3 separate regions of the Mus musculus genome follow, and all the other regions are linked to region 3. The links are chromatin loops, found by intact Hi-C in ENCODE. Cell type or tissue: left cerebral cortex. All regions are shown on one strand.

Region 1 (8,000 bases), 69 kb after region 3:
GGTCCCATGGGCTGCCTTGACTGCTGGCCATCTTTCTGGGAGGAAACTTGATCCCAATCTTTCTCTCCAGCCTTCCAGGAGCAGAAACCGGAGAAACAGTTCCTTACCCCTTCCCTCAGCCAGTGATTCTGTGGGGACAGACGGCTTAGGCGTGCAGCCTTCTCCCCATTGTAGGGTCAGTGGGGCTCCCAGGCAGCCCAAGAGCCGGGGGACCAGGGGACCCCAAGAAGACCCCTTGGACAAAGAGGCCTGGGCTCTCAGGTCCCCCACAGCCTATACTGGGGCTCTGAGAAGGAGCTGGGACGAGGCTGTGGACAGGGGAGATGATTGGTCCAAACCGGGAGCTCCTGGCCAGGGCTCTTGCTCTGAAGTACAGCCCTCACCAAGGAGACGATCCCTGGGAGACTCCCCAGCTGAAGACGGCTGGCAAGAGTGGGCAAGAAAACCCTCTGCCAGCTCTAGATGGGGAGCTAAGGCCCATTCCCTGGGGACAGGCCTGGGCTGATATCTGAGCATTGTCTGGGACACGAGGGAAAGAAGAATAAAGCTGAAACCCCTTGAATCTGGGTTCTGTGTCTGCTGGCTGCTTGTGGGAGACTGGAGGTGCTGGGGACGTCTATTGCTGTGGGCTTCTGTAGTCAGGGAGCCATGCCTGGATCAGGCAGCAAAAGGAATCATAGTGTGGCCATTTGGCCTTGTGAAAACCTGCATGAGCCCGCCAGGTAACCAGCCAATGGGGGCAGGGCCTGGGTAGGCATTTAACAGCGGATGAGACCTGGGGTCTGGGATATGAGAACAGTGAACTTAGTTGGCCTGACCCTGCCTCTCAGGGCACTTTTCTCTCTCCATGTTTTCCAACCTCCTCATCTTCCCCCACCCAACCGCTTTGGAGGAACCAAGGAACTGGAAACCCCTGGTCAGCTCCTCAGGGAGCTCACAGTCTGGTTTCTATAAGAGGTGGTATGGCACATCTCTGAGCTGGGTCACCAGGATGACAAAAGGGAACTGATACAGCTTTAGTTGTCAATTTGACACCTGGGAAGAGGAAAGCTAACAGAGAAATTGTCACCATCTGATTGGCATACGGGAGTGTCTACGGAGGCATTCTCTTGATTGATGTAGGATGGCTCAGTCCACTGTGATGCTATGTCCCTAGGCAGGTGATCCTGGGCTGTATAAAAAAGCTAGGAGAGACCCTGGAGGCATGGCTCAATAGTTGAGAGCACTCACTGCTCTTCTGCAAGGCCCACATTGGGAAGCTCACAGCTTTCTGTAACTCCAGCTCTAGGGAATGCCTCTGGCTTCCATGATCACCAGTTAAAAATAATAAAAATCTTGAAAGAAAGAAAGAAAGAAAGAAAGAAAGAAAGAAAGAAAGGAAGGAAGGAAGGAAGGAAAGGCAGCCGAGCACGGCAGAGGAAGCAAGGGAACAAGCAGCATCCCTCCACGGTCTCCACTCCATGGTCTCCACTCCAGTTCCTGCTGGGACAACTCTGGAATTTTGGTTTCTTTGAAAACCACAGAAATATTATGTGAATGTATTTTAGTTTTAATCCCAGGTGTGGGATATGGGGCAGAGAGTTCCTGAGACTGTGTTATGTGACTTTTGGAATTCTGGAGTTCTCAAAGGGTATATAAACAGACACTAGGGCCCTTGAGAGGCTACGTGGGTTGAGAGGCTACGTGGGTTGTTAAGTCGTGTGCACGAAGAAGAAACAAGAAGAAATTAGATAACCTGATGGTGAAGATTAAACTTGCACCAAGGAACTGGAAACCCCTAGTCAGCAGGAAGTCTAACAATAATGTCTCCCTCCTTTCTCACCTTGGCTTTCTTCAGGGATCTCTTTCCTTTCCCCTCTATCCTTTTTTCTCTCTTACCCTGTGTTAGGAAATTGAAAGGGTGGGAGAAAAGGGGTAGAGAAGAGTGGGAGAAAAACCCCACAAAGTAGCAAAAGACAGCTACAAGTTCCTACCTCTATGTTCTTGCCTTGGCTTGGCTTGGCTTGCCAGCTAAAACTTTTTTTCCCACAAGTTACTTTTTGCCAGAGTATTTTTTTTTAAATCACAGTCACAGAGAAGCAAACTAATATAGAAGTTGATGGACCATGTGGCTTGTATGCTGTCGAGTGCTCAGAGCTTAAGGAACTGTTGTGGGAACTTGGAGACCACAGTGAGAGCAGTGCAGACAATGGTGGCTTGGCTTGTGAAGTTTCAGAGTTTGTCAGGGTTATCCATATGATATATTTGAAATAAGAATCAGTAGAAGTGATCTGGGCTGTGGTGGTGCACACCTTTGATTCCAGCACCCAGGAGGCAGAGGCAGGTGAATCTCTGAGTCTGAGGCTAGTCTGGCCGATGGAGCAAATTCCAGGATAGCTGGGGCTACACAGAGAAATCCCGTCCCAAAAAAACAGGAGGAAAAAAAATCAGTGAAACCTTTGATTTACTGAGACAACAAATGTTTGTCAGCTAGGGCTGACTCAGCTACTACTAATAAGAAACCAGTGTCACTGAGGCAAAATCTTGTGGAGAATGTTTCTCAGGGTCACCACACAGAAGCTGTGGCCAAGTAGGGGCCAAGGCTGCATCTTAAGCTGTCAATCAAACTTGGCAAACAATGTGTAAGAGGCTTCCAAATGGTACTGGTTTCAAAGGCCTGGAAGGGTCATGGAGAACAGCTGAGGCTTGGTACCATGTAGCAAGGTCAGAGTCCCAGAAGGGGGCCAGGAGGTCTGTGGTGAAGGTCCAGTCTCAGTCGCAGTGGAGACCTCAGGATCTGGGAGATACCAGGAATGTGGGACAAATGCTAAGGACAGCAGCAGTTGTGGAAAGGAACTGACTCAAGCCTTCAAGACAAGCCATGTGTTCTGTGGATGGCAGGCTAGCAGAGCAGAGCAGCTTCAATGATTTGAGGCCAGAAGATAAATAAATAAAATAAAGAAATCTTAAAGTATGTCAGTATTTTAGACTTTACAGTAGCCCACATTTAAGAGACTAGATTTTATTTAAAAAGATAATAAAGACTATCCAGTTATTGGTTTTTTTGTTTGTTTGCTTTTTGTTTTTGTTTTGTTTTGTTTTTTTTTTGAGACAGGGTTTCTCTGTGTAGCCCTGGTTCTCCTGGAACTCACTCTGTAGACCAGGCTGGCCTCGAACTCAGAGGTCCACTTACCTCTGCCTTCTGAGTGCTGGGATTAAAGGTGTATGCTACCTTCTTAAAATATTGGGATGCTAGCATGAGACCTTAAGGACAAATAAGAAAGGAAAGGCTATGCTTTAACACAGACGAGCTGACGGGGTGAAATGTCATAGTTCTTTTGTCAAACTAGACACCTAGGTAGAGGGAACCTCACAGCTGAGAGACTGCTTCCAGCAGATTAGCCCATGGGCATATTTGTGGAGGCATTTTCTTGATTGCAAATTGATTATAGGAAGGCCTAAGTCACTGTGGGTGATACATCCCTAGCTAGATGGGCTTGGGTTATGTAATAAAGCTAGCTGAAAAAGTCAAGGGATGAAAGTCAGTAAGCAGTGCTCCTCATAAGCAGTGCTCCTCATCATAAGCAGTGCTCCTCCATGGTCTCTGCTTCAGTTCTGATCTCCAGGTTCCAGCCTTGAGTTTCTGCCTTGACTTCCCTCAGTTATGGACTGTAGCCTGCAAACCAAATAACTGCCCCTTCCCCAAGCTGCTTTAAGTCAGAACGTTTTATCACAGCAACAAAGAAGCAAACGAATACAGGGACAATTAGGCTGGGTGGCAGGATGTGAGTCAGGGCACCCGAGGCTGCCCCAGGGAGGGTGGGGCTCCCTGGGAAAGGTGGAGTGGGGTCCTTGTGCAATCAGCCCTGCAGGCTCCCTCTTTAATTCTTTTTGAAATTACATTTATTTTATATTATGCCATATGTTTGCATTGTATGTAGGTGCAGGCACTTAGATCTAAGGGCAGCTTGTGGAAGTCGGTTCTTTCTTTTTACCATGTGGGAGGGAACTAGGCATCCAACTCAGTTGGTCTCCTTTGGGGCAAAAGCAACTTTACCCATGTAAAGTGGCTTCCTGTTTCTGAAGTGTACTCTCAGGATGCCCATTGCCGGCCCAGCATCAAGAGCCTAGGGCTCCTGTGTCCAGGGAATATAAAGATCTCCAGTGTATTTGCTGAGCTTAACGAGTGTAACGAGTGGTCCTAAAGAAGGAAGTGGGCTGTGATTTGTGTCTGTTGGCTAAGAGGAGCAGAAGAGGCAAGGCTGCCACGTGGGAGGGAGGGCTCCATCAGCCTGGGTGGGCAGCCCTCCTCAAATCCTGGGACACAGACCTCTAGTGTCCTCCATATCCTGCTGGACAGACACCTGGCTAGGAGGCTTACTCCAGCTGCAGCCACATGTCACCCAAAGGCCCTGCACGGCTCTCACTGGTCCCGGGGCCAGGAGACCCTGCCACCGTCTGATGCTTCCCACCCGCAGCCCCGCTCCGTCACGTTCCAGCCGCCTGACTCAGGCCGCACGGGGCGGGCTGGGAGCCGGGAGGCGGTGCCGGCGCCCGCTCGGCCCCAGAGGCGGCACCAGGAAGCACCCGCCCCGGCCGGAGCCGCCATGTAACCGGCGCCGCCCGTAGCCCCAGCCGCGCGGGCCCCAGCGACCCGCCCGCCATGGGAGACGAGGATGAGGACGAGGGCTGCGCCGTGGAGCTGCAGATCACCGAAGGTGGGTGCCGGATCCCGAGGCGGCTCTCCCGGACGGGTGGCAAGAGTCAGCGACCCTCTGGGCTCACTCGCCCCCCTGTGTCCGCAGCCAACCTCACCGGGCATGAGGAGAAGGTGAGCGTGGAGAACTTCGCGCTGCTCAAGGTGCTGGGCACGGGAGGTGAGAAACCGCTTTCACTGGCATGGTGCTTTGGGCCTTCTGCCCGCCCACTCGCCTGGACCTGGGCCTGGGCCTGGTTGCTGGGGAGGTCCCCCCACCCTTTCCCGGCATAGCTCCCCTTGCCCGCCCCGCCCTACCGTACCAGGGTTCCGAGCCTACTTGCCGGGCGTCCACGTTGACAGGACTCTTCTCTGCAAAGTCCTATGCGTGCGTGCCCCCTGCCGCGATTTCCTAGCCTCTTTGGGGTTTTGACTCCCTCCCAAGAGCTTTGCACAGCTTCTCTCCCCATCTTCCCTTGCGAGCCCCACTCTTGTATTTTGCAAATTCCCCAGTCCGGGTTTGCACATCCCTCCGCTGACTGGGAGCGCGCCTCTGCCTCCGGTGCCAGCGTTTTCATCTTTTCTCAGCTCTCTTGATCATCCCAGGTTTGCACGTGCCCCGCCCCTTCCCCGCCCCGCAGGCCTTCTGGAGTTGCAAGCTCCCCAGGCTAGTTTGCACTGCAAATTGCTTTTCAGGCTTAACCGAGCACCCTCCAGGGAGGGCTCACCTTCTCCTTAGAAGGCTCTGTCAGCCTTTTGCACCCCCCTTCCCACCAGTCTGCACCGCCCTCGCACTTACAGCCCACCTTCCAACCGCTTGCTTGCTGCTCCCACAGCCTATGGGAAGGTGTTCCTGGTGCGGAAGACGGGTGGGCACGACGCGGGCAAGCTCTATGCCATGAAGGTGCTACGCAAGGCGGCGTTGGTGCAGCGCGCGAAGACACAGGAGCATACCCGCACCGAACGCTCGGTGCTGGAGCTGGTTCGCCAAGCACCCTTCCTGGTCACACTGCACTACGCCTTCCAGACGGATGCCAAGCTGCACCTCATCCTGGGTGAGGGCCTGTCACATCTCAGCTTTGGAGAGGGACGGGAGTTAGATTAGGCTACCTTGTAGGGAAACATTTCAACGTCTCCTCACTCCCAGACTACGTGAGCGGTGGTGAGATGTTCACTCACCTCTACCAGCGCCAGTACTTCAAGGAGGCTGAGGTTCGAGTGTATGGGGGCGAGATTGTGCTGGCCCTGGAACACCTGCACAAGGTAAGAGACGGCCCTGCCTTTTGGCTGCTCTCCTGGGACTGCCCTGAACCTAATGAGGGGCTTCCTGTTTCAGGGGTGGCCTGGGCGGGGACCTTGAAAGAACTGCTTGAGACAGCACTACCTGGAAGGGTCTTCTGCTCCAGAACCTTCTGGAAGGGGCTTTCCTCCAACAGGAACCTAGGCTAACCTTCATCGGACTTCCTTAAGTGGTGACCTCAGACCTCAGTTACCAAGACCTCTGAAATGGGGCTTTTTGTTCACACTCCTGGGCGCCTTGGGGCCTGTGCACAGGACTTCTCAATGCAGGGTACCTTTGGTGGCCCTTCTTGAGTCCCTTCTTACTTGCTTTTATTTTGTGCATGTGTGGTGTGTGTATGTGCATATGTGCCAGAGCACATGTGTGGGTCAGATTCTGTGACATTAACAATATCCTTCCACCTTTGCATGGGTTCTGAGATCCATCTCAGATTGCCGGCACTCTCTCTGCTGAGCCCTCTCGATGGTCCCCTGTTTAACTCTTCCTGTAGCCATCTCATGTAGCCCAAGCTGGCCTTCAGATCCCTGTGTAGTCAAGATGACCTTGAACTTCGAATCCTGCAGCCCTTGTCTCTTTGAGAGTTCAGGCTTGTTGATCACTCCTGGTTTCATGGGGTGCTGGGGACCCAGCCCAGGGCCCCATGCTAGGTGCTCTTCTAACCAGTCCCACCCAGCCTTGGTCCTTATTTTTTTCTCTTTGATCTCTTCCTTTTCCTCTTTGTTCGTTGTTTTGTTTTGAGGGTCTTGCTCAGTAACCCGGCTCTCCTGGTAATTGCTGGCTAACCTCGGCTAGCCTCAGCTGGCTGCCTTAGCCTCCTGGGCACTAGGAGGATAGGCATGAGTTTACATGCCTGGATCCAGTGGCTTTTCTTATCTAATAACTAGCTCTGCCCAGCTTTATCCTGCCCTGGAGTTCTCCCTGCAGGTGAAAGATCTTCAGGGCATCTCTTTATCCTACGTGGGGACCTACAGGGACCCGCAGGGACCCACAGGGCTGTGGCTGTGTAGTGTGTCTCTCAGGGTGGCACTCAACGTCCCATCTGCTCCTGACAGCTGGGTATCATCTACCGGGACCTGAAGCTGGAGAACGTCTTACTTGACTCAGAAGGTCACATCGTCCTTACAGACTTTGGGCTGAGCAAGGAGTTCCTGACGGAGGAGGTGAGTGAGTGGCGCTCCCAGCCAGGCCTTTGACCTGCTCCCTCCGTGTCAGCCCCCTGGGAGGGGGCTGCAGAGTGGTCGGGTACCAAGGTTCCCACTGTTTTCCCAGAATCTTCTAATTTGAGCAAGTTCTGCTCTAAGCCTTTAGGGCCCTTGGGGTAGGGGTGAAGCTAAGGTATACAAATAAGGTATACAAATGGGTCCTCTTGGCTTCTCAGAAAGAGCGGACCTTCTCCTTCTGTGGCACAATCGAGTACATGGCTCCCGAAATCATCCGAAGCAAGGCTGGACATGGCAAGGTGGGTTGTCAGGGTGAAGGTGGCAGGGGTGGGGCTAGTGCACAAGGCCTTCACTCTGGCCCTGCTCCATAGGCTGTGGACTGGTGGAGCCTGGGTATCCTGCTCTTCGAGCTGCTGACAGGGGCCTCACCCTTCACACTGGAGGGAGAGAGGAACACTCAGGCTGAGGTGTCCCGGTGAGTTGTACAGGTCATGGAGGGTAGCTGAGGGCTATACGGCCTTCCTGGGCTGGGCTGGGAGGGGGCTTGCTGCCCCTGACACCCCACCCATCCTCCCAGACGGATCTTGAAGTGCTCCCCTCCCTTCCCTCTCCGGATTGGGCCTGTGGCACAGGACCTGCTACAGCGGCTGCTGTGCAAGGACCCTAAGAAGAGGTTGGGCGCAGGTCCCCAGGGTGCGCAGGAAGTCAAGAGTCACCCCTTCTTCCAGGTGAGGCTTTAATGTATGACCTCATAGGTCCTTCACCTCTGAAGGCCGGGCTGCAGCATGGGGAGCACAAATGTATTCCATCTTTTCCGATGTTACACACAATAAGAGGTCAAAGGGCAGAATGTGCAGACCCCACT
Region 2 (8,000 bases), 54 kb after region 3:
CACACATACACACATGCACACACATACACAATACACAAATACACATACACACACAAACACACATACACACACACACACACACACACACACACACACACACACACACACACACACACGATGGTAGGATCAAAAGGAATTGCTGAGTTCCGTGGCAGAATTCCCACACAGAGGCGACTCCTGAGATGGCTTCTGTTGTGAGTCCCTGTGTCTGTTTCCGGCAACCTCCCACTCTGGGACATCCCTCCTTCAAACAGTTTCCACCACCAGCTTGGGGACCTGAAAACCAGGGTCAGGTCCCTCCCTCTGGTGCTCCCACCATTTGGGTTGTGGGTTCAGAGTGCTCCCTGAAAGACCTCAGAGTCCTCCTCTAAGCTCCTCAAGCCTTTCTCGGGAGTTGCTGCTGGGGCTTTGGAATTTTCTTGTGCCTGCAATGACAGCTGCATCAGGGCTGAAGCCAGCTGAAGGGCAACAGTACCTTGTCACCTGACTTTAGAAATGATGACCGAGACAGACAAGAAGACAAACACAAGTAGTTCCTGATCTATGCTTCTAGCTGCTGATTCCTTGGCTATCCTTCCCTCTCAGCAGGCTGCCTCCTGCCTCCTCTGGGAAGCCTTCCCTGACTGCCCTGTGAAAGCACTTAGTAGGACTACAGTGTCTTATTTCATGTGACTATTCTCTCTCTCTCTCTCTTTCTCTCTCTCTCTCTCCCTCTCTTCCTCTCTCTCTCTCTAACACAGGGTCTCTCTAAACAGGCCTAGATGTCCTAGAACTCCAGGCTGGCTTTGAACTCAGAGATCCACCTATCTCTTTCTCCTGAGTGCTGGGATTAAAGATGTGTGCCACCATGCCTGGCCAGCATCATCATTATTTTGGGAAACAGTCTCACTAAATTGGTTTAGCTGGTCTAGCATTCACTATAGGTAATCCAGGATGGCCTTGAATTCCTGATTCTCCTGTCTCTACCCTTCAAGGGGCTGGAATCACAGGCATGCATCTCTACTCCCGGTTATAAGGTACTAGAGATTGAACCCAGGGCCTTGTATATGTTAAGCAGGCCCTCTATGGACTGAGTCACATTCCCGGGTATTGTGTGCTTCCTTTTAAGGAGTTTACAGATGGGAAACTGAGTCTGGTAACTGCGGTTACTGGCCTTCCTCCATTTTCAGTGTAGTATTTACAAAGTCCAGGAGGGTCAGCGTCTACTCTCTCCTGGGGTTCAGAGGAGCTGGCTGGGACATGCAGCACCTGTAGCAGGCTTCAACAGCTGACAGATTGGCATGAGACTGAAGAAGGAGATACCAACAAATGAAGAACAAATTCAAGGCCATCCTGGACTACCTATAGTGAATGCTAGACCAGCCTATTGACTCCAAGGCAAGGCCAGAGCTCTTTTAGTGACGACAGAGTGCCAGGCTGAGGTCACTCTCTCTTGCCCACGAGAGAAAAGGTCTTCCCGTTATTCCCATGGAGTCAGGAACCCTGTAGGCCTCCCCTCAGCTAACTTACAGCTTTGTAGCTAGTCTTACCTTATCTGAGACCCAGGGAAGATGTGTGTGTGTGTTTGCGTGTATGTGCTGAGACACGATTCGCAGCCCTGCAGAACCCCGGAAGAAGGAAGCTGTACAGGGTCTGTGGCTGGGCCTCTGGGATCCCCCAGCCGGGGACTTCCTCTTCCTCTCAGAGCAGGTGTAGCTGCCACAGCGTGACAGGGACTACACCCTGACCCCCAACATGGAGGGGGCCAAGGGGCCCAGGCTCAGAGGCTTTCTGAGTGGGAGTCTGGCCACCTGGGTGAGGGTCAGGTGGGAGAGGAAGAGAGTGTGGGGCAGACTGAGGGCTGGGGGAGGAGGGGCTGGGTGTATAGCATCAGCAGGGGGGGGGGAGGGGAAGCTGGTCTGGGAACTGGGGCAGGAGGCATTCAGGGGCACTGGTGAAGTGTGTGTGTGTGTGTGGGGGGGTGGTAGTGGGAATCATAGAGTGTTTTGGGACAGATCAGGGACTCAGGATGAGTTTACTAGTTGGGGGTGGTGGTGGTGGGGAGTTTCTACCTGTTTAGCTGACTTCTATTTGTTTCCACAGGCACTGGGACTGGCTGGGCTGGTGGGGGAGGCAGAAGAATCAGCGGGGGGAACAGAGGAGGAGGAGGAGGAGGAGGAGGAAGAGGGGGCTCTTTGTACAGAGAAGAGATTCCTGCGGCTGATCGATGGAGCCTTACTCCTTCGGGTGCTGGGCATCATGTAAGTGACATGGGGAAGTTGAGTTGGGGGGGGGGCTGTGAATAGTAGGAGGAGTCTGAGGGTGGAGGGCAAGGCCTGTCTGGGTTGTGGGGAGGTCCTCAAGCCAACCTCTCACCCATGTTCCCTGGGTGATCATAGTGCTCCCAGTTCCCGAGGAGGACTTCGAATGGTCAGGGGCCGTGATGGTCCTGCAGCCTGTCGGATGTGGAACCTCTGTCATCTATGGGGGCGACTGAGGGATTTTTACCAGGTAAAACATTGGGAAGGCCAGACAGGAGGCCCAGCAGCCCCTGTGAAGGTGTCTTTCTTAGTGTTGGCCTATTCTAGGAGGAGCTACAGCTGCTGATCCTATCACCACCTCCAGACCTCCAGACAATGGGGTGTGACCCCTTCTCAGGTGCTGCTTCCTACCCACCCTCTGTCCTCTGTCCCTGCCCCATGTCCCTATTTAACCCTTTGTGGCTTGTGCCCAGCAGAAGAGGCAGTGGACGAGCTGGAAAGCATCCTTCGGCTGTTGCTGGGGGCCTCAGTGCAGGTGAAGAGGGGACGGGAGAAGAGAATGGAGTTCTGACAGGAGGAGGGGCCTCTGTGTGCCAGCTTTGGGCCTTCTCTGTCCACCACAGTGTGAACACCGGGAGCTCTTCATCCGTCACATCCGGGGCCTCAGCCTTGACGTCCAGAGCGAGCTGGCTGGTGCAATCCAGGAGGTACTGACGGCAGCAATACAGTCCAGGGGCTTGATTGGGTTCATTTTCTCTGCCAGCTGAAGAATTAAATGGCAGGGAAAAATCTGAAGCGCAGCAGGTGGCAGCAGAGAGAGCTCTTGCACAGCAGACAGAAACAGCAGTTAGGAGAGGCGGTTATGGAGGGCGAGCAAGCACACATGCTGCAGACACACAGAGAACAAGGCTCTGCTTTGCAGAAGCAGGGCTCAGGAAGCCAAAACAAACAAACAAACAAACAAACAAAAACAAAAACACCCCCAACAAACAAACAAACAAACCCGGTCTCCTCTGGAGGCCTGCGGTTTTAAAGACTCTGAGAAGTCTTCCTCACCCTATTTTCTCTGGTCAGAGACTGTTGTGTGACATGTCCTCATCAGGCCTTGAACTTGTTGAGCCAGTATGTCAGCAAGGGTCCACTAGTGGGCGGCAAAAGCTGCCAGGCTTTTGTCTTAAGTAAGCAGGTTGAGGAGGAAGCTGGCCATCTTGGAAGAGCTTTGCCACCTCTTCCATGTCATGGCTGCTCTTCCTGTCTGTCTGTCTACCAGGAATTATGTCTAACTCCTGATCTCTAGGTACTGTGGTGGGTGGCACAGGGGATTTGTTGCTACCCCTGAAGCCACCTTCACCTCCTGATGTATTGCTCTCTGTGCCCTCAGGTGACCCAACCTGGTGCTGGTGTGGTACTGGCTCTGGCTGGACCAGAATCCGGAGAGCTGGTGGCTGAGGAGCTGGAGATGCAGTTACGGAGCCTGACAGGGATGATGTCCAGGCTGGCGCGGGAGCGCGATCTGGGGGCACAGGTAGGGGACAGGCAAGGGGCGATGGGGCTGTCATAACCCAGAACGATTTTGTTGGGATCGGAGGCCCGATGTGCAGAGGTTTTGGAAGATGCTTCTTTGACCTTTGACTTCCTGCTAGCGGTTGGCTGAACTGCTGCTAGAGCGGGAGCCAGCCCACTTGCTGCTGCCAGAGGCTCCTGCTAATGCGTCTGCGGAGGGTGTCTCGCACCATCTGGCTCTGCAGCTGACCAATGCCAAGGCCCAGCTGAGACGCCTGAGGCAGGAGGTGTGAGTGTCTGAAGGCTCAGGAAGGGGTCAGTGGGATCTGGATGGGTCCCCAGCCCCCGGGTGTGGCTCTGCAGCTGGCAGACACCCTCCATCATCCCATCCTTCCAGGGAGGAGAAGGCTGAGCAACTGCTGGACTCCCAGGCCGAGGTGCAGGGCTTGGAGGCTGAAATTCGAAGGCTCCGCCAGGAGGTGCGGTCCAACGTCTTCCCCCCAACACACCGCCCTCCGCCATTGTCCCCTCTTCATCGTGGTCCTATTGCTTCTTGCGATCCCTCACCCCTCTGTCCCGTGGCTCGCTAATCCTAGTTCCACACCATATGGCCCAGACTCAGGCGCTGTCCGCACAAGCCAAGCGCGCAGAGCTCTACCGCGAGGAGGCAGAGGCACTGCGGGAGCGGGCCGGCCGCCTGCCACGCCTGCAGGAAGAACTGCGGCGCTGTCGCGAGAAGCTTCAAGCTGCAGAGGTCTTCAAGGGTCAGCTGGAGGTGAGGTGGGGGCGGGGCTGGAGGCGGAGTATTTGGTGGGTGTGGTCTGGAGGCGGGGCGTGTAGGAGGGGAGTCTGGCCAAGAGAAGAGTGGGTCTAGCCTTGCTTGGGAAATCGTGATAGCTGGGTGAAGCGGGTGAAGATACAGCAGGTGAAGTCTGGGACAAGCTCTTTAGGATGGGCGGATGTAAGGGAGAAGAGGAGGAGACTTGAAGAGACGGATAGGGTAAAATAGGGAAGTCGGCAGTGAGACCCCACCAAGTAGCTGTACCGATAAGTGGGGTCTAGAGAGATACGGCCTTGGAAGGCTTCTCCTTGGGGTACCTGGGGAGACCTTGAAGAGAGTTGCAATGGGAGGTAGGGAAAGAGGCAGGGTGTGAAGCTGTCCCAGGAGAAGGAATCTGGAACTGCCAGGCTCTGAGCATAAAGATTTCATCTCACCAAGGATCCTCCTGGCTTTCCCACCAGGAGGAGCGGGTCCTTTCCGAGGCCCTGGAGGCCTCGAAGGTCCTGCTAGAGGAACAGCTGGAGGTTGCCCGAGAGCGCTCAGCCAGGCTGCATGAGACCCAGAGGGAGAACCTCCTGCTGCGCACGCGGTTGGGCGAGGCCCATGCGGTGAGCTAGGCTGACCTGTCCATCGTTGTCCCTGGTTCTCCATGACTCTAATGATGCCCAAGGTTTCTCTACGTGATTCCTGTAGTATGTTGGGATATTCAGACTTGCACATTTGGCCGATGAACAAGGTACTGACCTATTTTTCCACACCCAGGACCTGGACTCTCTGCGGCATCAGCTGGAGCAGCTGGTGGAAGAGAATGTGGAGCTGGAGCTGGAACTTCAGAGGAGTCTGGAGCCACCCCCAGGCTCCCCTGGGGAGGGTGAGTTAGGCCTAGGGTAAGGGCAAGGATCTGGGGGTGAAGGCAGGCTCTCTGAGTGGGGAGGACTTGTTTTCAAGTCCTTACTAAGTCTCTGAGAGGTGTTGGGGTGGGAGTCAGAGAGGGCGGACAGAGTTTGACTTGGTCATGTCTCCAGCCTCCCTACCCGGAGCAGCACCCTCACTGCAAGATGAGGTGAGGGAAGCAGAGGCTGGGAGGCTAAGGGCAGTGGAACGGGAGAACCGGGAGCTTCGAGGCCAACTACAGATGCTTCAGGCACAGCTTGGCAGCCAGGTTGGTCCCTCCGGTATCCTTATCCTCGCTGCTTCCCACCCACATCCTTCTAATAACCCCCATTGTCTCTCTCATATGTCCTCAGCACCCTCTGCTGGAGGAGCAGAGGGAGAACTCCAGGCAGCCACCTGTGCCTAACAGGGATCCAGCAACTCCCTCGGCCCTCCATCACAGCCCCCAAAGCCCCGCTTGCCAGATAGGAGGTGAAGGCTCCGAATCTTTGGACCTGCCTTCTCCAGCATCATACTCTGACATCACAAGGTCACCCAAGTGTTCTCAGGCACCCGACTCACACCCAGAGTTGGAGAGTCCTCTCCAGATGGTATCTCAGGATCCCCAGACCTCAGACCAAGCTCTCCAAGAATCAGACCCTACTGTGGAGACACATCAGTGCCTGGAGAAGTCTGGTCATAGAGTCCCTCTCCAGAGTCCCATCGTCTGGGACCCACCACAGGGTCCAGAGGTCAGAATTGAAGTGCAGGAGTTGCTAGGAGAGACTGGAAGCAGGGAGGCTCCCCAAGGGGAGTTGGTACACAAGGCCCAGGTCCTAAAACAAGAGAGCCCCAAATGCAGGCCCAGATCTGCTGAGCTCACCCTCCGGGAGCCTCTGAAGGACCAGAAGGCCCTGGATCGGGAACTAGAACTATCCAAGCAACAGAAAGAGACAGGAAGGCATGAACAGAGGCCCAAGGGGTTGGAGAGTAAACTGGGCCCTCAGAAACCACAGCAGACATCAGAAGGGGTGCCTGATGCCTGGTCCAGGGAGGAGCCAACCCCGGGGGAGACCCTGGTCAGTGCTATCCCAGAGGAGCAGGCCCTCAGAGATGAGGTAGCACAACTAAGGAGAGAGGTTGCAGGCCTTGAGGTTAAACTGCAAGCCCAAGCCCAAAGACTGGAGGCCCGAAGTGCAGAGGCTCTCTGCCTCTCTGAGGAGCTGGCCCAAGCTCGCAGAACAGAGGCGGAGGCCCATCAGGAGGCAGAGGCCCAGGCCCGGGAGCAGGCCCGTCTGCGTGAAGCAGTGGATACGGCTAGCTTGGAGCTGGAGGCTGCATCTCGTGAGAGGGAGGCCCTGGCAGAGGCACTAGCAGCAGCAGGCAGGGAGCGAAGGCAGTGGGAACGTGACGGGCCCAGGCTGCGGGCTCAAGTTGAGGCTGCCGAGCAGCAGGTGCAGGCTCTGGAGAGCCAGGTCCGCTGTCATCTGGAGGAAGCTGAGAGGGAACATGCGGAGAAACAAGCCCTTCGGGAGGTATGTGGGGTACAGCAGTGGGTCAGGAAATGAGGGCCTGGGACAGCTGCTGGGTTGTAATGGTGTGGGTTTCTTCACTGCACTGAGATGGGACAGAAGGTAGAAAATCCAGCCCGCTCCTGCTGTTGCAGGACACCTGATAGCCAGTCCTTGATGGGGCTGGCAACAGGAAGGACTCACACTGCCAATTCTCTGGTCTATCCTGCACTCCTGTTGTGGTAGACTCTGTCCCTTTGCCCTGGCCCCTTCTTCCTGTATAAAACAGATACTGAGCCTTGCAGCACTCAGAGTCTATTAGCAGACCAGGATGATTGTGGAAAGTGCCTGACTCATACCTGGCCAAGGCCTGCTGTAAGTGACCAAACAATAGCTCTCCAGGAGCCGGGGCTGGAGTCCATTCTGCAGTGAGCTTGCCTGGCACGCACAGAGCATACACCATACCCAGCCCCTATAAACTAGACATATGCTTTTCATTCCGGCACTCAGGATGCGGAGGCAGGAGGATTAGAAGTTCAAGGCCATTGTTTAGATTGCTTTTCTATTGGAACTCAGAGCAGGAACCTGGAGACAGGAACTCACTGAGTGATGCAGAGGCCATGAAAGGGCTCTGCTTACTGACTCCTTGCCATAGCTTATTCTCTTCTTTTTTATACAATGAAGGACAACCTGTGCAGGGATGGTACCATCCACAGCGGGCTGGGTTCTCCTGCATTAATCATTAACCAGGAAAATGCCCCACAGACTTGCCTATCGGCAGTGTGATGGAGGCACTTTCCCAGTTTCCTGTTCCCAGATGACTGCTTCTGTCAAGTTGACAGCATAGAGATCTTTGGCTGTATAATGAATTGGAGGCTATCCTGGGCTACATGAAACTCTGCCTAGAGAGAAAATGAAAACAAAACATTCAGTAAAGATGAAGTGTGCCAGGTAGTGGTGGCGCACACCTTTAATTCCAGCCCTTGGGAGGCAGAGGCAGGCTGATCTCTGTGAGTTCAAGGTTAGCCTGGTCTACAAAGTGAGTTCTAGGACATCCAGGGCTGCACATAGAAACCCTGGATGTGGCATTGA
Region 3 (8,000 bases):
CCCTTTCCTCCCAATACCCCCAGACTGGTGCTTGCCCAGGGTGAGTCAGGGCTCTCCTGTCATCTGGGCCCCCTCCGGGCTCTGGGAGGCCGCCACTGGAGCCCTGCCTCTTCCTGGCAGGGAGCATCGAGTACAGCTGTCCGGCCTCCAATGAGTGTGAGATCACCAAGCGGAGACGCAAGGCCTGTCAGGCCTGCCGCTTCACCAAGTGCCTGCGGGTGGGCATGCTCAAGGAGGGTGAGCACTGGGCAGAGCCTGGGTGAGATGGGGGTGGTCCCGTGGGTTGGGTGGGAGCCTGGGCAGAAGGTGGGGAAGTAGAGCTGCGCGGAGCAAGTACTTCATGAACAGTTTGGCTTTACAATTCAAGGTGTGCGTCTGGACCGTGTCCGCGGCGGACGGCAGAAGTACAAACGGCGGCCAGAGGTGGACCCTTTGCCTTTCCCGGGCCCCTTCCCTGCTGGACCTCTGGCAGTAGCTGGAGGACCCAGGAAGACAGGTGAGACCCTGAGACCCAGGCCTTACTTTTCTCATTTCTCCCTAAGAGATAATTATAAAAGATCTTTACAAACCATAGCTCAGGATGTAGCTCAGTAGAGTGCCTGCCTACCATGTGTGAAGCCCTGGGTTTGATCTTCAGCACTGCAAACACCATGCACACTTTAATTCCAGCATTCAGTAGGCAAACCAGGACCGGGAGGTTAGGGTCATAGGTGGCTGTAGTACGTTCAAGGACAATAAACTACTTCACAATCCAGATGCCCAAGTAGAAGCATGATCAGGATGGGGGTGTCTTAGGGTTTCTGTTGCAGTGATAAAACATGACCAAAAGCAACTTGGGGAGCAGGAGTTTATTTCAGCTTCCAACTCTCAAGTCACACCCTCACCGAGGGAAGTCAAGGCAGGAACTCAAGGCAAGAGGTGATATAGAGGCCATGGAAGCATGCTGCTTCCTGGCTTAATCCTCTTGGCTTGCTCAGCCTGCTTTGTTGCACACAGGCCCACCTGCATAGGAATGACACCAGCCACAGTAGACAGGGCCCTTCCACATCAATCAGCAAACAAGAAAGCCCTGCCTACAGGCCAACCATATCGAGGCAGTTTCTGAAGGTTTCCTCTTCCCACATACACGTGTGTCAAGTTGACAAAAACAAATCAGCACGGGGTCGGGGAACTTTCTTTTTTGTAAAGGTGTTGGGGGAACCATGGCCCACTAAATGCTAGACTGTGGCGTCTGTAAGCTACCCCCAAGCCTCAGGTAGATTTTCTAGTGCTCACAGCCCTTCTCTGAGGAAGTGAATACTTTGTCTTCCGGCTTACCATCGGAGTCCAGGGAAGGCCAGAGGGGAATGTCTGGGAAGGCACCTGGCTCTGAGGGACTTCAGAGGTCTGGCAGATGTGTGTTCGTGACTCTGGCCCCACACTGTCACTGTAGCCCCAGTGAACGCTCTGGTGTCGCATCTGCTGGTGGTTGAACCTGAGAAGCTGTACGCCATGCCTGACCCAGCAAGCCCCGATGGACACCTCCCCGCTGTGGCCACTCTCTGTGACCTTTTTGATCGAGAGATAGTGGTCACCATCAGCTGGGCCAAGAGCATCCCAGGTAAAGGGCTGGGTGGTTGAGCATCCTTGAACAGGTAGGCCGTATTTGGCCCTGCTGCCTTCCTGACCTGTCCTGTTCCCCTGCCCTCCAGGCTTCTCCTCACTGTCACTGTCTGACCAGATGTCAGTACTGCAGAGTGTGTGGATGGAAGTGCTGGTGCTGGGTGTGGCCCAGCGCTCACTGCCACTGCAGGATGAGCTGGCCTTTGCTGAGGACCTGGTCCTAGATGAAGAGGGGGCACGGGCAGCTGGCCTGGGGGATCTGGGGGCAGCCCTGCTGCAGCTGGTTCGGCGACTGCAAGCTCTTCGGCTGGAGCGGGAGGAGTACGTCCTGCTGAAAGCTCTGGCCCTTGCCAATTCTGGTGAGTGATCAGGGAAAACACACACAGGTCTCCCCATAAGGTCCTCCAACTGTCAATGATGGTGGTATGACCCTTTGTTGTGGATGAGGACAACTGAGGCATAATTATTGGAAATCACCAAGTAAGCCAAGGTCCTGAATTATACATAGGATTCTGAGCCCTAGTGGTGTGCCAACCAGGCAGTAGTGAGAGGGGCAGTGTGGAGGTTGGGAGGTGTCCACTGGTGAGAAAGGATAGGCCCCGGCTCACAGGCAGAGCAGCGAGTGTATTAGCCCACCCAGAGTATCCAAACAGATGAGTCCTGCCCTTTAGTCATCTCAGCCAATGGTTCTCTCCCTTCCTAGACTCTGTGCACATTGAAGATGCTGAGGCTGTGGAGCAGCTGCGCGAAGCCCTGCATGAGGCCCTGCTGGAGTATGAAGCTGGCCGGGCTGGCCCTGGAGGGGGTGCTGAGCGGAGGCGTGCAGGCAGGCTGCTGCTTACGCTGCCACTCCTCCGCCAGACAGCAGGCAAAGTCCTGGCCCATTTCTATGGGGTGAAGCTGGAGGGCAAGGTGCCCATGCACAAGCTGTTTTTGGAAATGCTTGAGGCCATGATGGACTGAGGCAAGGGGTGGGACAGGGTGGGGTGGCTGGCAGGATCTGCCCAGCATAGGGTGTTAGCCCCAAAGGGGCAAAGCTGGAGTCTGGGCAGTGCCATAGCCTGCTGGCAGGGCCAGGGCAATGCCATCCGCCCCTGGGAGAAGGCTTCATGCCCTTCCCTCCCCACTTTGTGTGTGTGGGGGATTGTCAGAAGCCAGGAAAGTGAATGCCCAGGTGTGGGCACAGTGCTGCCCCTTGCAAGCCATAACGTGCCCCCCAAGAGTGTTGGGGGCCTCGCGGAAGCCATAGGGGGCTGCAGGGGATGTGCAGGAGGCAGACACTGATCTCAGGGAGGGAAGGGATGGAGGCCGCCGGCTCCCACTGGGTGATGCTTTTGCTGCTGCTTAATCCGATCTCCTCTCCGGAGCAGAGGGGGGCTTGGAAAGCAAAGGCCCCGTCCCTTCGCTCCTCTCCTCATCCGCATTGGGCATTATTGCCCCCCCTTGAAGCAATAACTCCAAGCAGGCTCCAGCCCCTGGACCCCAGGGGTGGCCAGGGCCCCCTATCAGCTCCCACCTCAAGGGGTGGGGGACAGCACTGCCTCTATGCCCTGCAGAGCAATAACACTATATTTATTTTTGGGTTTGGCCAGGGAGGCGCAGGGCCATGGGGCAAGCCAGGGCCCAGAGCCCTTGGCTGTACAGAGACTCTATTTTAATGTATATTTGCTGCAAAGAGAAACCGCTTTTGGTTTTGAACCTTTAATGAGAAAAAAAATATACTATGGAGCTCAAGTACACGGTGGTCGGTGAGTCACTGGGGGGAGTTTGGGGGTCACACATGACACGTCTATTTAACAGACCGTACAACAGAAACACACAGTCAACAAAATACCAAAGTGGCGGCTAGCAAGGTTACGTCTCAGTCTCCTCATCATTCAACAGCATATTGGGGATCCCGCGGCTGATGGGGAAAAGACGACCAGATTCTGGGCATTGCAGGGTGCCCTCCAGTACATCAACCTGCAGGGGAGCAGGACAAAGCTAAGCACCGGTAGCCTCAGTGGGAGGTCTGGGCAGGCGATGCCCAAGGATTCTCACCTCAAGCAACACGTGGTGCATCTTCCTCAAAAATGTCTCGTCGTGCTCATAGCCTTCAGTCGGCTCTTTGGGTACCTCGGCCAAGTTTAACTGTGGAAAGGAAGCGTACGTGGTCAGTGGGCACACGAACACCGAGGCCGTCCGGGCAGGGAAGAGGCTCAGAGCCTGAGCCCGCCCCCAAGGGGCGACAGAAGGGGCGGGGTCCTTACGGTGTCCGCTGCCTGCACAAGCGCCGCCCACTCCACTTTGGGGATCATCCGCGCCACGAACTCCGGGTTGAACTCCACGGGGTTGATGCGGACCTCAGTGGCCTGCGGGGGGGGGGGGGCGGTAAAAAGGTTTAGCGAGGTAGGTCCGGGTCCCGGAGGCTCCACCCTGAACTATATGGGCGATGAACCCTTGTGCAGTTACCTGCAGGCGCAGCGGGAAGCCACGCGTGCCCACGCCCCGCACATGGGAGCTTAGGAGATTGTGGGTGAGCAGTTTCATGTTGTCACAGCGGAGCGCGTGAGGCCGGAACCGGAAGGAGTCCACACTTCTCCTTTCTACCACTTCCGCTTTGAAGCCGTTGAACTCTTCGCCGGACCGGAAGTGGCCGACTTAGGGGACCTTTTGGGGGGCTTGGCGGCAGCCGAGATCGGAAGGACTGTGTTGGGTCACGTCCTGGTACCGGAAGCGTTTCTCGGGGAGACTGCAAAGGCTTACGCCGAATCCCGCTCGCTGAAGAGAGTACACACTATGCAAGTCACGTGTAAACCGGCTGCGTTACGGCGCAGGTAAAACGAACACATTTGAGGCTCAGCCAGATCATCCCCGACCTCTGTTTGCGGCTATGGGTCACGAACTGTCACGTCGGTAAACCAGGCACCTCTTTCTGCGATTGAAGAAGGTGTGCGAGCCCTGAGAGCCCCGCCGCGTCGTAGTGCGTCACGGCCCTGCCCCTCTAAGCCGGCGCTGTGGCTGCGACGTGGGACGTGCGGCGTGGGCGGAGCTGTCCCTGCATCCACCTCCTGTGGGCAGAGCCATCTGCGGGTGGGCTGCGGCAGCGGGGCGGGTATGCTACAGCTGGGGCTTCGAGTCCTGGGCTGCAAAGCCAGTTCTGTGCTCCGTGCATCGACGTGCTTGGCAGGCAGAGCAGGCCGGAAAGAAGCAGGTTGGGAGTGTGGCGGAGCCCGCAGCTTCAGCAGCTCCGCGGTGACCATGGCCCCGATCAAGGTGACCGGTTTTACCTTTCCTGGGTCCAGCCTATCGCGTCTCTTTGGGTTCCACGCGGGGTCTCGGGCTGTCCTCCTTGACGTTTCTTCTTGTCATGTTTTTTGTAAGACCCTGTCTCTGCTTCTCCGTCCTGGGACATTTCTTGAGCTGCCCTCTCACATCTATGCCACGTCCAGGGACAAGTCCCCACCATTTTCAAGCGACCGAATGCTATGTCATTTCCCACATTCTTAAAATGCCTCTTTTGCCGCTTGGCAGCTTTTCCAACCCTTTCCCCAAAGCCCCAGCACTTTTGTGATTGTACTAAACTCCATTTCATCTCATCTTTTGAAAGAGCCATGGTCCCTTGGGGACCTGGGTTGATCTTTTCCACTTCTGTTTCCACTCTATGTATGCTCACCCCGATCCCGCCCTTCTGTTTGATCTTTCTGGGAATTCTTGAACCTATCCCCTCTCCTGTTTTTGGACTTAATTTTTAGAGAAAGAGAGAGGGAGGGAGAGAGGAAGGGAGGGATGGAGGGAGGGAAGGAAGGGGGGGGGCACACAGAGACAGAGGTTGACTTACTATATAGTCTTGGCTGGCCAGGAACTTGGTGTGTAGACCAGACTGGCCTCAAACTCCTAGAGATCTGTCTGACTCTGCGTCCCGAATGTTAGGATTAAAGGCCCTTTATAAAAAGAAGAAAAAAGAAAAACTTTTAAACATGTACTTAGTGTGTGTGTTTGGTAACAGGCATGTGAGTGTGGTGGTCAGAGGACAATTTTCTCAGGAGTCAGTTCTATCTACCATGTCGCTTGTGGGGCTAGAGCTCAGTTGACCAGGCTTGGTGGTGGGCACCTTTACCTACCCACCTCAGCCTTCCTTTCCTCTTGTGGCTCTGAAAGCCCCCAGGTGGGCTGACACTTCCCACCGACCCCAAGAGCCTACATCCTGAACATTTTGGCTTACATAGCTAACCTGGTTTTCCAAAGTGTTTCTCCTGGTGTGTGGATAGGATTTTTCTTCCTGCCTGTTACCAGGCGGTTTCTCAACCCCAAACATAGCCCTCTGTACCCCTCCTCTGTGCATTGACCCATCTTGGGTGGCTTGTTTATACAGTATTGCAACACTTGAGAAGGCCTCTCCCTTTCTCTGTTGCCACCAACTGGCCTTAAGCAGAATCAGTCATGTAGGATGTGGGGCAGGCAGGACATACAGGAGAGCGAGGACAGAAATGGACCCCTGAACCGCCAGGCACTTTTTCTGCTGGGTGTGAGCACTGGCTCCATCAAGGTCTATCTGTGTGGCTGTGGTTCACTAGTCTCTCTTCACTCTGTTTTACCCTGGAGTCTTTTTCTCCAGGTGGGAGATGCCATTCCCTCAGTGGAGGTATTTGAAGGGGAACCGGGAAAGAAGGTGAACTTGGCAGAGCTGTTCAAGGGCAAGAAAGGTGTTTTGTTTGGAGTCCCTGGGGCATTTACACCTGGCTGTTCTAAGGTGAGACTTCTCCTTTCGAGAATCAGAAACTGGGGACCAGGAGTGTGGGAGAAAAGAACCCACATTAAATCTGATAGCTCTGATTGACGCTGGTGGTGGAAGCCCTTGGGACTCGGGCTAATGAGACAAAAGATTTGCCTATGGTCTTGACCATACACCCTTAGGTCCAAGCTTCCTAGTAGCCAAGGCAAAAAGGAAGTGGCCAGTTTCACACTGGTTTCCTTACCCTGGTCAGGGATGTTAGGAAATAGGGGGAGCAGGCTGAGCAACTGCAGTTGCTCTCCTTTGACCTTTTGTTTTCCTCTCAGACCCACCTGCCTGGGTTTGTGGAGCAAGCTGGAGCTCTGAAGGCCAAGGGAGCGCAGGTGGTGGCCTGTCTGAGCGTTAATGACGTCTTTGTGATTGAAGAGTGGGGTCGAGCCCACCAGGCAGAAGGCAAGGTGAGGTGTGGGGCCCGTGAGGGGGACGGGGCCAGGTAGGAAGTTTCCTTGTTTTTGTGACATGTTATTTACTCATTTTGTGTGTGGGGTGGGCACTTGTGCCATCATGCACGAGTGGAAGTCGAGGCTAACCTGTGAGACCTGAGTCTCTCTTACCAGGTGGGGTCGTGGGGACTGAGCTCAGGTTGCCAGACTTGGCAGCAAGCACCTTCACTCACCGAGCCCTCTCACTCCTTGTGACATTTATTCTCTTTTCTGCAGGTTCGGCTCCTGGCTGACCCCACTGGAGCCTTTGGGAAGGTGAGTGTGCCATCCTTCCCTCAGCCTGCGGTTGGTCCTGGAGGGACATGTTATATGGGAGCAGCCCCGGGCCTGTGTGGGGGTTTCTGACCCCCATCTCTGCCTGTTCCCTAGGCGACAGACTTATTATTGGATGATTCTTTGGTGTCTCTCTTTGGGAATCGTCGGCTGAAAAGGTAAAGTAGACCCCCTCCCCCCAGCCTCTCCCTGTTGGCACCCAGCCCCTCCCTGTTGGCACTAGGGGCCCTGGCTGCTGCCTGGGCTTCTGCAGCTGGACCTCTTTCCGGCAGGTTCTCCATGGTGATAGACAACGGCATAGTGAAGGCACTGAACGTGGAGCCAGATGGCACAGGCCTCACCTGCAGCCTGGCCCCCAACATCCTCTCTCAACTCTGAGGCCCTGGCCAGATGTCCTCTGACTCTCCCATCTCTCCCACCCGGCTCTAGGCCAAAAGGCTCGGTACCTCCTTACTGGGAGCCACGTAAATGGAACCTTGACCATATTTCTGCAATAAACAGTTTAATTTGTGTCTTTACCACTGGTACAGGGTTGTCTGCTTTGCCCTTGCTCACGTGCAGCCATACATAGCACTGAAGTCAGTGGCAGGGATTTGGAGGAGAAAGTGAAGGGACAGCCTGCAGCTGAGAGGAAGCCAGAATTGGTTTTGCTTGGTACATCCTGAGACATCTGATGCTTGGTCTAGGAGCTGGCAGATTCCGTTGACTTAATACACAGGGCAGGAAGCTTCACTTGAGGCCTCCCATCCTGCAGACTGCAGTTCCTCCAGGAGCACCCTGGCTCTGGCTTGCCTTCATCAAGGCACACAGTACCAGGCTCAATACTGGAGACTTCCTGAGGGAGGAGCCGTGGAGAGGTGTGGCCAGTGATGAGTGGGAACGAGGGCCAAGAGCCAGGGTCACCAGTG

What was found. A loop is a pair of places that touch in the nucleus more often than their neighbours do. Peaks named below come from ENCODE experiments on the same cell type or tissue, not always from the same donor. Only the 100,000 strongest peaks of a DNase experiment are listed, where the experiment ranks them.
Region 1: it touches region 3 in a loop (4-fold over the local background); 12 of 42 quality-filtered maps call a loop at or near these places.
Region 2: it touches region 3 in a loop (2.0-fold over the local background); 11 of 42 quality-filtered maps call a loop at or near these places.

What each region holds. Positions count from the first base shown.
Region 1 is chr19:6,837,190-6,845,189 of GRCm38, reverse strand. Rps6ka4 (ribosomal protein S6 kinase, polypeptide 4) reads left to right here and starts at 4,563. Exons shown (of 18, transcript NM_019924.2): 1 at 4,563-4,697; 2 at 4,785-4,856; 3 at 5,512-5,730; 4 at 5,823-5,938; 5 at 7,028-7,135; 6 at 7,354-7,434; 7 at 7,507-7,610; 8 at 7,713-7,863. The coding sequence starts at 4,643. Ccdc88b (coiled-coil domain containing 88B) reads left to right here. Exons shown (of 27, transcript NM_001081291.1): 27 at 71-567. The coding sequence ends at 126. In left cerebral cortex, a CTCF peak has its summit at 4,523; DNase peaks (open chromatin) are centred at 4,253, 4,508 and 5,325; H3K4me3 peaks cover 2,013 bases; H3K27ac peaks cover 1,740 bases.
Region 2 is chr19:6,851,874-6,859,873 of GRCm38, reverse strand. Ccdc88b (coiled-coil domain containing 88B) reads left to right here and starts at 1,663. Exons shown (of 27, transcript NM_001081291.1): 1 at 1,663-1,794; 2 at 2,083-2,240; 3 at 2,379-2,490; 4 at 2,568-2,637; 5 at 2,717-2,775; 6 at 2,864-2,947; 7 at 3,622-3,765; 8 at 3,884-4,032; 9 at 4,141-4,222; 10 at 4,360-4,518; 11 at 4,986-5,132; 12 at 5,287-5,395; 13 at 5,550-5,686; 14 at 5,772-6,932. The coding sequence starts at 1,735. In left cerebral cortex, CTCF peaks have their summits at 3,049 (motif pointing right) and 5,778 (motif pointing left); DNase peaks (open chromatin) are centred at 1,660, 3,045 and 6,791.
Region 3 is chr19:6,906,316-6,914,315 of GRCm38, reverse strand. It overlaps Prdx5 (peroxiredoxin 5), which reads left to right and starts at 4,210. Exons shown (of 6, transcript NM_012021.3): 1 at 4,210-4,857; 2 at 6,200-6,334; 3 at 6,643-6,774; 4 at 7,036-7,074; 5 at 7,189-7,250; 6 at 7,365-7,619. The coding sequence starts at 4,699. The coding sequence ends at 7,470. Trmt112 (tRNA methyltransferase 11-2) reads right to left here and starts at 4,618. Exons shown (of 4, transcript NM_001166370.1): 1 at 4,054-4,618; 2 at 3,852-3,953; 3 at 3,643-3,732; 4 at 3,288-3,564. The coding sequence starts at 4,131. The coding sequence ends at 3,457. Esrra (estrogen related receptor, alpha) reads left to right here. Exons shown (of 7, transcript NM_007953.2): 3 at 121-237; 4 at 368-496; 5 at 1,433-1,600; 6 at 1,692-1,961; 7 at 2,306-3,339. The coding sequence ends at 2,565. It overlaps Mir6990 (microRNA 6990), which reads left to right and starts at 30; the gene lies at 30-120. In left cerebral cortex, no CTCF peak of the experiment used is centred here; DNase peaks (open chromatin) are centred at 3,835, 4,254 and 4,603; H3K4me3 peaks cover 3,270 bases; H3K27ac peaks cover 2,134 bases.